Linked DNA regions of Homo sapiens: region 1 is linked to region 2. The links are chromatin loops, found by intact Hi-C in ENCODE. Cell type or tissue: PC-3. All regions are shown on one strand. Links, peaks and the distances in the headings refer to the core of each region. The heading gives the core; the rest is flanking DNA. Region 1 has its middle 5.9 kb from the start of LINC01848. Region 2 overlaps MAN2A1 (mannosidase alpha class 2A member 1).

Region 1 (5,387 bases), core at 272-5,271, 50 kb before region 2:
GGGCAGTACTTTAGCACTTTATAAATGGTAGCATACATATGTATGTATCTCTCTTTATACATATTGTTTACATAAATGAATTATGCTACACATATTGAGCCATAACTCTCATTTAACAAAATATCTTAAGCCATATTTACATGTCTATATGTAAGACTCTACCAATTGCTGCATAATACTCCACATTGTGAATATAAAATAATTTTAATTAAACATAATTAATTAATATTTAAGTTGTTTATGGTTTTAATCTCAATAGAAGCATTGGCAAACTGTCAACAAATGAAGAGATAAGAAATATTTTAGGCTCTGCAGTCCATTCAGTCTCTGTTGCAGTTACTCAAGTCTATTGTTGTAGCATAAAAACAGCCAGAAACAATACATAAACAAATGAGTATGGCTCTGCTCCAATATTTTCTATTTCCAAAACAGGCAGTGGGCTTGATATGGCAATGGGCTGTAGAGTTTGCCAATCCCCAATATAATGTTCTGATTGATACTGCAGTGCTTACATTTTTTTTTTTTACTTCTCCTGTTACTTGCTTTTAAATCGTACACACACACACATACAAACAATGTCTTAGTCTGTTCAGGCTGTGATAGCAAAAGACCAAAGACTGGGTGGCTTAACCAACAGGAATGTATTTCTCACAGTTTGGGAGGCTGAAAGTCTAAGATCAAGGTGCCTACCGATTTGGTGAGTACTCTCTTCCTAGATTGCAGATGGGACTTCTGGGTATGTCCTCACATGGCAGAGAAAGATAGAATGGAGGGAGAGGGAGAAAAAGAAAAAAAAAAATCTGGTGTCTCTTCCTATAAGAGCAATAATTTCATCATGCAAGCCCCAACTCTCATGACCTCATCTCTCCTTAATTACCTTCCAACGATGCGTGTCCAAATACCATCGCATTGAGGGTTAGGACTTCAATACATTAATTTGCTGTGGGGTGGAACACAAACATTCAGTCCATAACACTTTGAATAGAGAAACCAATTTTTAAATTGTAAGTCTTGATAGGCATTATACGATTTTCTACAATTTACACTCCTACAAAGAATGAGAGAAAGCCCAGGTTCCTACCTCTCATCACCTGCAGTTTCTATTGTAACTCATTTGATTCTTTAGTAATCTGATAGGTAAAACATTACATGTCATTTTGATTTGAATATCTTTGTTCACAAGGGTAAAATCTTTTCCTGTGTTTATTGGTGAACTATTATTTCTTCATTTGGGAATTTTCAGTACATATCTTTTTTCAACTTTTCTAGGTTAATATTTTTCTCATTGATTTCTGTCAGTTGTTTAGAGATGCTAACTCTTGCCTATCAAGACTTATCCACATCACACTTTCCCATTGCATCCAGCTTGACCTTTATAATACTCATTATACTCAAAAGTACTTGGTTAATGCAGGCTAGATAGCAAGGTCCATGAGGTCATGATGACTGCTTGTCTTATTCAGGGCTTAATGCCTAACACTGACCGCGGTGTCTGGTGCATATCTGGTGCTCCAAAACTGTTTGCTGAATATAATTAATAAATAGCATATATTTTGCAAATATTTACCACTGTATATTGTTTTGTTTTTCTGTTGACTTTATTATAGCATCTTTGACCACATCATTTTTAATTTTTATAACCAAATTTGTCTATTTTTCTTTGCAGCTCTTAAGTTCATTTTATGCATAGAAAGGCCTTCTCCACTCCCAAGTCATTAAAACACATTTCCTGTATTTTTTCTATTATGTATATATATATTTGCAATTAAATATCTAATCTATAAATTTTTTTCTATCTGTTTAAGGTACATAAACAATTTAATTTTTTCCATATGAAGACTATACTATTTATTGAGTGAGCTACCTCTTTACCACCAATGTGCAATGCAATCTTTATTATATTCTAGGCAGAATAGATGTATAATATACGTGTGTTTCAGCGTGTGGTAGGGTGTATCTCTATTTTTCCTGTTTAAAACTTTTTTCCCCCTATTCTCATGCAAGGACATTTCCAGGTAAATGTGGTTTCAATTTGTCAACTCTCTGTTGAATCAGTCAGTCATTCCCCACAGAGTGAGTAAGCCAGTTAAGCAGGACACTGGATGAGGAAAAATTATCTTTCAATCTGGCTTTGTTCGTTAGCTTTAAGTTGCACAGCTTAAAAAGATTCATAATCTTACCTGTCTGACCTGCTTCACAGAGTCATTGTGAGATTCGAGAGCGCAAATTGATCTGCGTATTTAAAGTGCCCTACAAATTAAAAGTTTCTGAGAAGTGAAAATTATTCATATTCCCTACTATTGACAAGTATCCAGTTATTTCATCCTGAGAAGATGACTCAAATCAACTGGAACTGGATGAGTAACATTCTGTGGTAAATGGAAGCAAATCAATGAAAACATCTTCCTGTTTTTATTCCAAGCAGGTGGAATAAGTAGTCCCGCCAAATGAATCCAATACTAGAGTGGTTCTTGGCTAGTTCTGTGCCTCTGTCATCCTGGCACACCACCTTGTCTATCAGGAGTCAGCACAGTCCCTCAGCCCTTTATTCTCTGGCAAGATCACAGGGAGGTGGGGAAAGCTCTGATGTGCTTCTCCACAGGGGCCGTGGGATGGGTTGGATGAATGTATTCTGGGTACTAGATTTGTTTCCTGAGGCTGTTGTAACAAATTACCACAAACTGGGTAGTTGAAAAAAAGAGAAACTTATTCTCTCACAGTTCTGGATGCCAGACGTTGCAAATCAAGCTATCAGCCAGGCCACATACCCTCTGGAGAATCTAGGGTAGACTCCTCCCTGGCCTCTTCCAGCTTCTGTAGCTGTCAGCATTCCTTACCTCGCGGCCGCATCACTCCCAGCGCTGCCGCCATGGTCATGTTGCCTCCTCTCTGTGTCTTCTCCTATTCTGCCTCCGATAAGGATGTTTGTCATTGGATTTATGGCCCACCTAGATAATCCAGATGATAGCCTGTCACGGTCTTAACTTAATCACATACGCATAAGGCCCTTTTTCCAAGTAAGGCTGCATTCACAGATTTAATGGATTAGGGCATGGAGATATCTTTTCAGGAGCCACCACTCAAGTCGCTACCTGTGCCCTGTATCCTAAGAGGAAGTAAATGTAAACGGGCTCTGTGCTTGCAGTGCTTTACCAACCTGAGACTCAACAGGACACAGTGGAATTAGCCAAATGGGAGCTCACTCTCAAATGATGGGCTTGAAGTTCTGACATTTTGCTATTCCTAAAATATACACATAACTTCTGTCAGATTCAAACTTGACTGAGGTTGTATTTTAAAAAGATATACATTTAATTACTTCCTCTCTGCTCCCACTCCAAATCTTCATACTCTAAATTGAAGAGTCAAGACAGCATCACCAAACTACACATGCTTCCTGCTTCAAACCACCACGACGCATTGTGGAACAAGGCGAAGGTCCCGTCGCCAGACACCTTAGCAAATCCACCCTATGTGGAAGTCATTGCTCAGGCACTTCTTACCAAGCAGTCATTATATTTTCCTAAGCAGTTCTTTCCCTTAATCTTTCAGGGCAAAGATACACCAGGACTGATTTTTAACCACAGATAGCCAAAAACTAAGATTTCTTGAGATCTAAAAACATTTCTCCTCTTAGTACTTCAATTGAAGAGAATCTCCTCTTCTGCAGGTCCCCACACTGATCTGAAGCCAAAGGCATTTATGAGCTGTGGTTGCTGGTTCCCTGGTCAAAACTCAGCTATTTTCATGTAATCCTTTCAAGATTTTTCAGATTACTCTTAAAATGTGGGCTTTAACCACCCCAGATAAAGTTTCAGGTTCTTTTTTTTCAGGTTTATGTTGTTTCTGGGAAAGGAAACCCCGGCATTTACAAAACCAAAACAAAATCAAAGTAAGTTTTGCATTAAACAGATCATTTTTTTCCCATCCCCAAATATCTATCTACCCAAAGATGCCATAAGCACAACATGGAGAAGTCAGACTTCAAAAGGTTACTGGAAAGAGCTGTAAGCGTTGCCATGGAGAACCAGTTAAAATGCATTTTATTTCATCTGCTAAAATAGTTTTTTGCAACCAGAAAAAGTGTTTAGGAAACCTTCTAATTTGGAAAGTTGGCAGTGTGGCTTTAATCAGTAGACCAGGAAAAAGAGTTCTTAGGAGGTATAGTGACTCCTCAAAGGTCCCACAGCTACTTTTGCAGAATTTGAGACTGAAATCCAGATCACCAGATCCCAATCTGGTGTTCTCTCCATTACTGTTGCATCATTTCCATTCTCTTTTGTAATAAAAATACTCCCTGAAGTGACAGCTTTAGGACTTCCATCTGAAGTGGAAGGATAGTGTTAAGAACCCAACCTCTACAGAGAGACAAGATGGCAGCGACTCTTCTGTAAAGGAACATTAGTAAATATGTTCAGCTTTGCAGGCCACACAGTCTCTATCAAAACTACTCAATCTGCCTTTGCAGCCATAAGGCAGCCACAGATCTACATGCGGATGGCAGTCTTTAATCAAAAACACTTCCAGCCAAACTTCCAATAATTTCCCTTCATGAAACTTCTATGAGAAATGAGATTTCTTGCCTTTGTGCTGTTGGTTTCAAGTCACCCTCCTCTCACACACCCAGTTGGTGATACACTTATCCTTCAGGCTCAGCTCTAATTCTCCTACCTCCTTGCCTTCCCTCCTCATCATTCCAGATGGAAGGAAAGTCTCCTTCCTCTGTACTCCCAGAGGATTTGTCATTTGTGCCACTAATGTGACCCTCTTGCTCTCATCTTCTGGCACCTTAACTGCACTGGGATTTATCTCCCTTACTAATAGGAGGGCAGGATTATTAGAATCCCCCTCTCTCAGAGCCTGGCACAACTGCCCTGCTTAAATGATAAATTCAGTTAATGTTCATTGATGGCACAATGCAAAAGTGAAAACCGATTGCCTTCAGGCTCCTCTTAAAGGTACCCCACAAATTCCGTAAGGATGAATTTGCAGATTTTACTTAAGAAAATATATTTTAACCTCAAAGTAATCTTATTACCTGCACTTAGAAAATTCATTTAGGAAGATGAATACGTGAATGAATGACTCACATGATTTTTCTGGAACACTCACTTCCATATAGCTGGTCCGAAATTATTTCAGTCCTGCATATGGCTGAAAAATCCATCCCAAGAAACACAAAGGCTCTGAGTCTCCAGTTCTAGGAGGGAGTTTCAGACCAAACAAAGACCTACCCTCAACTTCAGATCAAGCTTTGAAAGCCAACCGGTGAGGGTTCCATTTTATTTTACTGGTGTTTCACACATCCAGACCCTATAGGTACATCTTGCTTGCTAGCACTGTCATTTAGCTCTGAGATCAGAAAATGAGTCCTAAGGCTAAACTGT
Region 2 (5,387 bases), core at 181-5,180:
TTTACCAGTATGATTCTGAAGACAAAGTACAATCAAAACAATGGCTACCAAGAGGTGGAAATGGTCCAATCAAAGCAAAAGAAGACTGGCCAAGAGTAAAAGTCATGGCAACAGCTTTTTGGGATGCTCAAGGCATTTGGTGTGTTGACTTTCTGGAGGCCCAAAGAACAGTAATATCTGCTTGTTATGAGAATGTTTTGAGAACATTAGCCAAAGCCTTAGCAGAAAAACACCCAGGAAAGTTTCATCAGAGTTCTTCTCCACCATAATGCTCCTGCTCATTCCTCTCATTAAACAAGGGCAATTTTGTGACAGTTTGAATGGAAAATCATTAGGCAGTCACTTACAGTGCTAATTTGGCTCCTCCTGACTTCTTTTTGTTTCCTAATCTTAAAAAAATATTTAATGGGCACTCATTTTACTTAATAATATAAGTAGACTGAAATGACATGGTTAAATTTCCAGGACCCTCTGTTCCTTAGGGATGGACTGAGTAGCTGGATTCATTGCTTACAAAAGCGTCATGAACTTGATGAAGCTTATGTTGAGAAATAGTTTATATTTTTAATTTTTATCTTTTAATTCCATTTGTCCACAAACTTTTTGAAGTCCCCTAATATGTTTAACTAGATGAAGCTCATTTTGATTCTCTAAAAGCCAAGAGTCAGGTTATAAATCCACTTATGTTTATATATTCAAAATTGCTCAGAGAAAAACTAAGCAACTCTGTTCGATTGCTAAATATGCAAGAAAATCAGTCATTTCAGTCAAAGGAAAGTCTTTCCTTCCATACTTTTTGATGTCAGTTCATTACATTTTACCTCCAGGCTGCTTGTTTTCTTTGAGTAAGATCCATTACATATAATACTTTATAATATGTTGGTGGAAAACAGGGCAGAAGTATTGCATTTAAGATGTTTCCCCTAAGGGTTAAAACATGGTTTACACACACATACATACTAACTCGCTAACAAACACCTGCCTAGGAGAACACAGTCCTTGCGCCAATGAAATGTACACGACATACTCGTTACCCACAGTGACCTAATTCTTCAAAGTAGCTGTTGATATCAGAAACTAGGACACTAAAGTCCAATAATTACAGCTCTGAAGACAAATAAGGCCACAGTTAACAATGTCACTTATTGGTATTATATTATTGCAAGGTATGTACTTTCCTTGTAGGTGCAGTATTAAATAAAACACAAGAGGATACAGGAGCTTCTGTTTGTATTATATTCTATCTTCTAATTACAGATTAACCAAAAAAGCTAAAGTAGCAGCCTATATGGTAATGTTTAAAGCTTCAATTAAATGAAAGATGATTATACTGCAAGAAAAATTAATTCCCACCTCCCTCAACTTTTCCCCCAGAAGAGTGTTATTTTCTACAAATGAAATAAATTGCATTTCATTAAATTATGGGTGCTATAAAATGGATTTATTAAACCTGACATGGGCAAAACAATATATTTCATTAGAAATTTTTTTTCTTTTTTTCTTTTTTTTTTTTTTGAGACAGAGTCTCGCTCTGTTGCCCAGGTTGGAGTACAGTGGCGCTATTTCGGCTCATTGCAACCTCCGCCTCCTGCGTTGAAGCGATTCTCCTGCCTCAGTCTCCCGAATAGCTGGGATTACAGGCACGTGCCACCAAACCCAGCTAACTTTTTGTATTTTTAGTAGAGACGGGGTTTCTTTCACCTTGTTAGCCAGGATGGTCTTGATCTCCTGACCTTGTGATCCGCCTGCCTTGGCCTCCCAAAGTGCTGGAATTACAGGTGTGAGCCACCGTGCCACGCCTTCATTAGAAATTCTGAACTGCTCTGATCTTGTAGAGCTTTTAAGGCTAGTGAGCACAAGATTTCTTCTAATTTAGTATTTTTAGAAACCTTTTGAATGCGATGTCTGAACGATAATGAAAAGGAAAACAGAGTGTTCTTTTATTAGTTTAAAAGATGTTAAGAAAGAGAGAGCCCTTCAACTGCACTTCTGATCATTTTCAGAATCTGGAGAGAATGCAGATAGAGAAACAAAAGTTAAATACCAAACCAAAAACAAAAGTAGGTTGAACTATACGGCCTCTCAACTCTGTTTCAAAATCATTAAGGACCAAAAAGTTTATATAATTTTGGAAATGTTGCTTGTCGTTCTTGATTTTGTTTTCTCCTGAAGCTTAATTTGGGCAATAGTTACTTTGGGGAGAAAAGGGTCAAAGAACAACTAAAGTAGAGACTGAGAAATGTAAGAATATTTTGTCAGGTATGCGTTAGTTTAGTTTTTAAATTGGATTTGTAAGGTTTAACAAAAATAGACACCCAACAAAGACAATCTTTAATACTAACTCATTTTCTGTTTCTTTATTCCTTGTTGCTGAGATTACAAAATCTTTTGTATAATTAACTGGTTTAGTAACCTAATACAATTACAGTATGTAATCATAAAACATTAATAGTCTCTCTCCCCAAACCCTCATTTCTTCCTGGATTGAAAATCTGGTACTAACAACAAATAGGCTCTATTCATTAATACTCATGCAAATAACTGCATCTGGTTGGTTTAAGGGGGACAAAAGTAGCATATATCCAAAACTAGTTTAGTAAATTAAATTCAAGAATAAATATTTTTTGTTATTTTATGCAATACTAGCTAAAAGCCAATCTACAACAGCATGGAAGTTGGCTGACGTTTCCTTTGCATCTAAAATGAAAAGCCACATTTTGTCTATGCATTTTGATCAATCATCCAGGTGTCTGATTTACAGGAGGCCAAAGTTTAGAATGTTAAACAACTTTCCAGTATTTCTTAATAAGGAAGACTTGGCACTAAATAACAGATCCCTGAAGACTGATCACCCTTTCAGGCAGCGTGAACGCTGATAGAGCCAAATACCCTGAAGACTTCGTATATCTATCATGGGCCTTGATTAGTGATTTCATTAAAACCACAATCAGCCAGGATTGAGACAACCCGAGTGTTCAGGCAATGGTATGTGAAAAACAGGAGAGACAGGTGAGTCATGAAGATTACTAAGGAAAGACTCTCTCCACAACCGGGCTTATCTTTTCCCAGAGGGAGATTTGTTAAGAGGAGCTCAAATACAAACACGGGAAGGTATATAGTTTGGAAGAAAGCATTTCAGGTGATTCTGGTATCTCTATTTCCTACCAACTGCTTTCATGTTGAAAAAAAAAATGATCCGGACTAGAATGAAAAAAGATTTACAGGTTACGTCCAGTTTATATATGACGGCTTCTCATTTAATCCAGGCAACTACTGTAAAACTCATCAGTGAGGCGCTCTAAGTTTGCATTACACTTATTTATCCATCATTTATTATTTTTTTCATATGCCCGAGAACACCAAGGAAGAGAAGACAAATAATCTAGAAAGGAAACACATGAAAAAAGAAAATCAAGCCAGGTGCAGTGGCTCATGCCTATAATACCAGCACTTTGGGAAGACAAGGCGGGTGGATTACCTGAGGTCAAGAGTTCGAGACCAGCCTGACCAACATGGCGAAACCCCATCCCTACTAAAAATAGAAAAATTAGCCAGGCGTGGTGGTGTACACCTGTAGTCCCAGCTACCTAGGAAGCTGAGGCAGGAGAATCCTTGAACCAGTGGGGCAGAGGCTGCAGTGAGCCGAGATCGCTCCACTGCACTCCAGCCTGGGCGATAGAGCGAGACTCTGTCAAAAAAAAAAAAAAAAAAAAAAAAAAGGAAGGAAAGAAAGAAAGAAAACTAAAGAATAAAAAAGAGAAAAGAGGCAGAGGCAAGACCAGCAAATAGAAATGGGCTACATTGAGAGCCCCTTTGGAAGGCCAGGAGCCAGTCAAACCTCAGTGGCCCGGGCTCCTGCTTAACACTATTAGCCACTGGACAGTTCACTGCCCAGAGGGAAACAGGAAGAGAGGGGGAAAGGAAAAATGACAAGCATTTAGTTCTGATGAGTGTAGTTTGCTCAAATAAGTAAATAGGCAAGTCAGAGCCTATTAATTTCCAAGTCAAGCACTAAGCTACAGCCACTAGCAGCAGAACAGGGCCATCTAGTCTACACAAACTGCCCTATGATGTGAGAACTAGAGGTCCTGGATAATCCAAGGAAAACCCAGAAGATACAGTGACATAATTAAATAAAAGCAAAAGCAATTATGCAAATATACCTGATTGAGAAGTTGGAATTTTAGGAAGAGTTGCTACAGCATTTCCTCTGAGACATAGCCCATCTCTAAATATAACTGATGAAAAACAATGGTAAATCAAACCTGATGACACAAGTTTGTGCCAAAGTGTGTGCCATGTTGTACTCCAGGAAAAACTTTTCCACTAAAAAACAATAGTTTAAAGCAAACTTAAAAATAGATCAGCATATCTTCTGTGGGGTAATGCTATAAAGTTGAAGATGTAACTTAGAGCTCTCAGGGGTATTAAATAATGGCTTACACAAGAGTACAAACAGATGATCAAAAACAGTTTCTGACTTACCAGAAGTTTTGAGAAACTCAATAGAAGATTATTTCAGAACTACAGGTTTTCCTGTAGGTAGCAAAGTGATCACAGATAACTTCAGAAGTCACATTTAGGACACAAAATTAGTGTCTAGCATTATTTTTCCCACCTGCCAGAGAACTTTTACTTCTTGATTCATCCTATGAATCATGGGTTATTCTGAAAAACCTATCATATTATTACCTAAAGAAGTTGCATGAGAAAGTTTGTCCATACCTGAAATTCTAACAAAAAGCAAATACTAATGAAATTTGAAGTTAATAAAAAAGTTAAATAAAAGCAAAATTAAATTTAACTATGAAATCAGAAAATTGAACTTCTGTGATTTAAGAGATTCCCTGAACATAGTATCCCTTTGCTTTCCCACAATACCTAAAAAGGAAACCGTGCCTACCTATACATTTATCTTTAGTTTGTGAAATCCTTTATTTTTTACCTGTATGAAGATTCAGGGAAATAGTATTTTTTCTTTTCTAATTTGTTCAACTTAGCTAACAGCAAAGATAAATTTAAATGGCATTTTTATGAGGTCTTTTTCTAAGAGTGTTGATAATATGGTAAATACCCTGGTTATTAGGATTAAATCTGTAGTTGGAAAAGCACACCATTCTACAAACAATGAATTCTAAATCAACCAACCTAAATGTGCAAGTCTTTGGAAACCACAGCTCCACTCAGACCCCATGGAATCAGTTCCATTGCCCAGGGTTAAGTTCTCAAAAGGATCAAAAGCCTATTTCCTATCACTTGGGTTCATAAAGATGCTGCTCAATACTGTTCTAAAAATGATAAACAATTGCTAGGTTTTATACTCTACTGGGTAAAGAGCTGTAAACAAATAGAACCAGCTTAGAACATTTTTCTCTTAAAGTTACATT

The links. Hi-C counts contacts between places; a loop is a spot of excess contacts. Peaks named below come from ENCODE experiments on the same cell type or tissue, not always from the same donor. Only the 100,000 strongest peaks of a DNase experiment are listed, where the experiment ranks them.
Region 1: it touches region 2 in a loop (6-fold over the local background); 1 of 110 quality-filtered maps calls a loop at or near these places.

What each region holds. Positions count from the first base shown.
Region 1 is chr5:109,874,551-109,879,937 of GRCh38, reverse strand. No RefSeq gene overlaps it. Among named protein-coding and RNA genes, the nearest start is that of LINC01848, 5.9 kb to the left of the region's middle. In PC-3, for the core only: no CTCF peak of the experiment used is centred there; DNase peaks (open chromatin) are centred at 2,067 and 2,417; H3K4me3 peaks cover 1,268 bases; H3K27ac peaks cover 2,252 bases.
Region 2 is chr5:109,824,233-109,829,619 of GRCh38, reverse strand. The region is part of intron 16 of MAN2A1 (mannosidase alpha class 2A member 1); the gene reads right to left. Among named protein-coding and RNA genes, the nearest start is that of LINC01848, 56 kb to the left of the region's middle. In PC-3, for the core only: no CTCF peak of the experiment used is centred there; DNase peaks (open chromatin) are centred at 3,009 and 3,969; H3K4me3 peaks cover 915 bases; H3K27ac peaks cover 3,103 bases.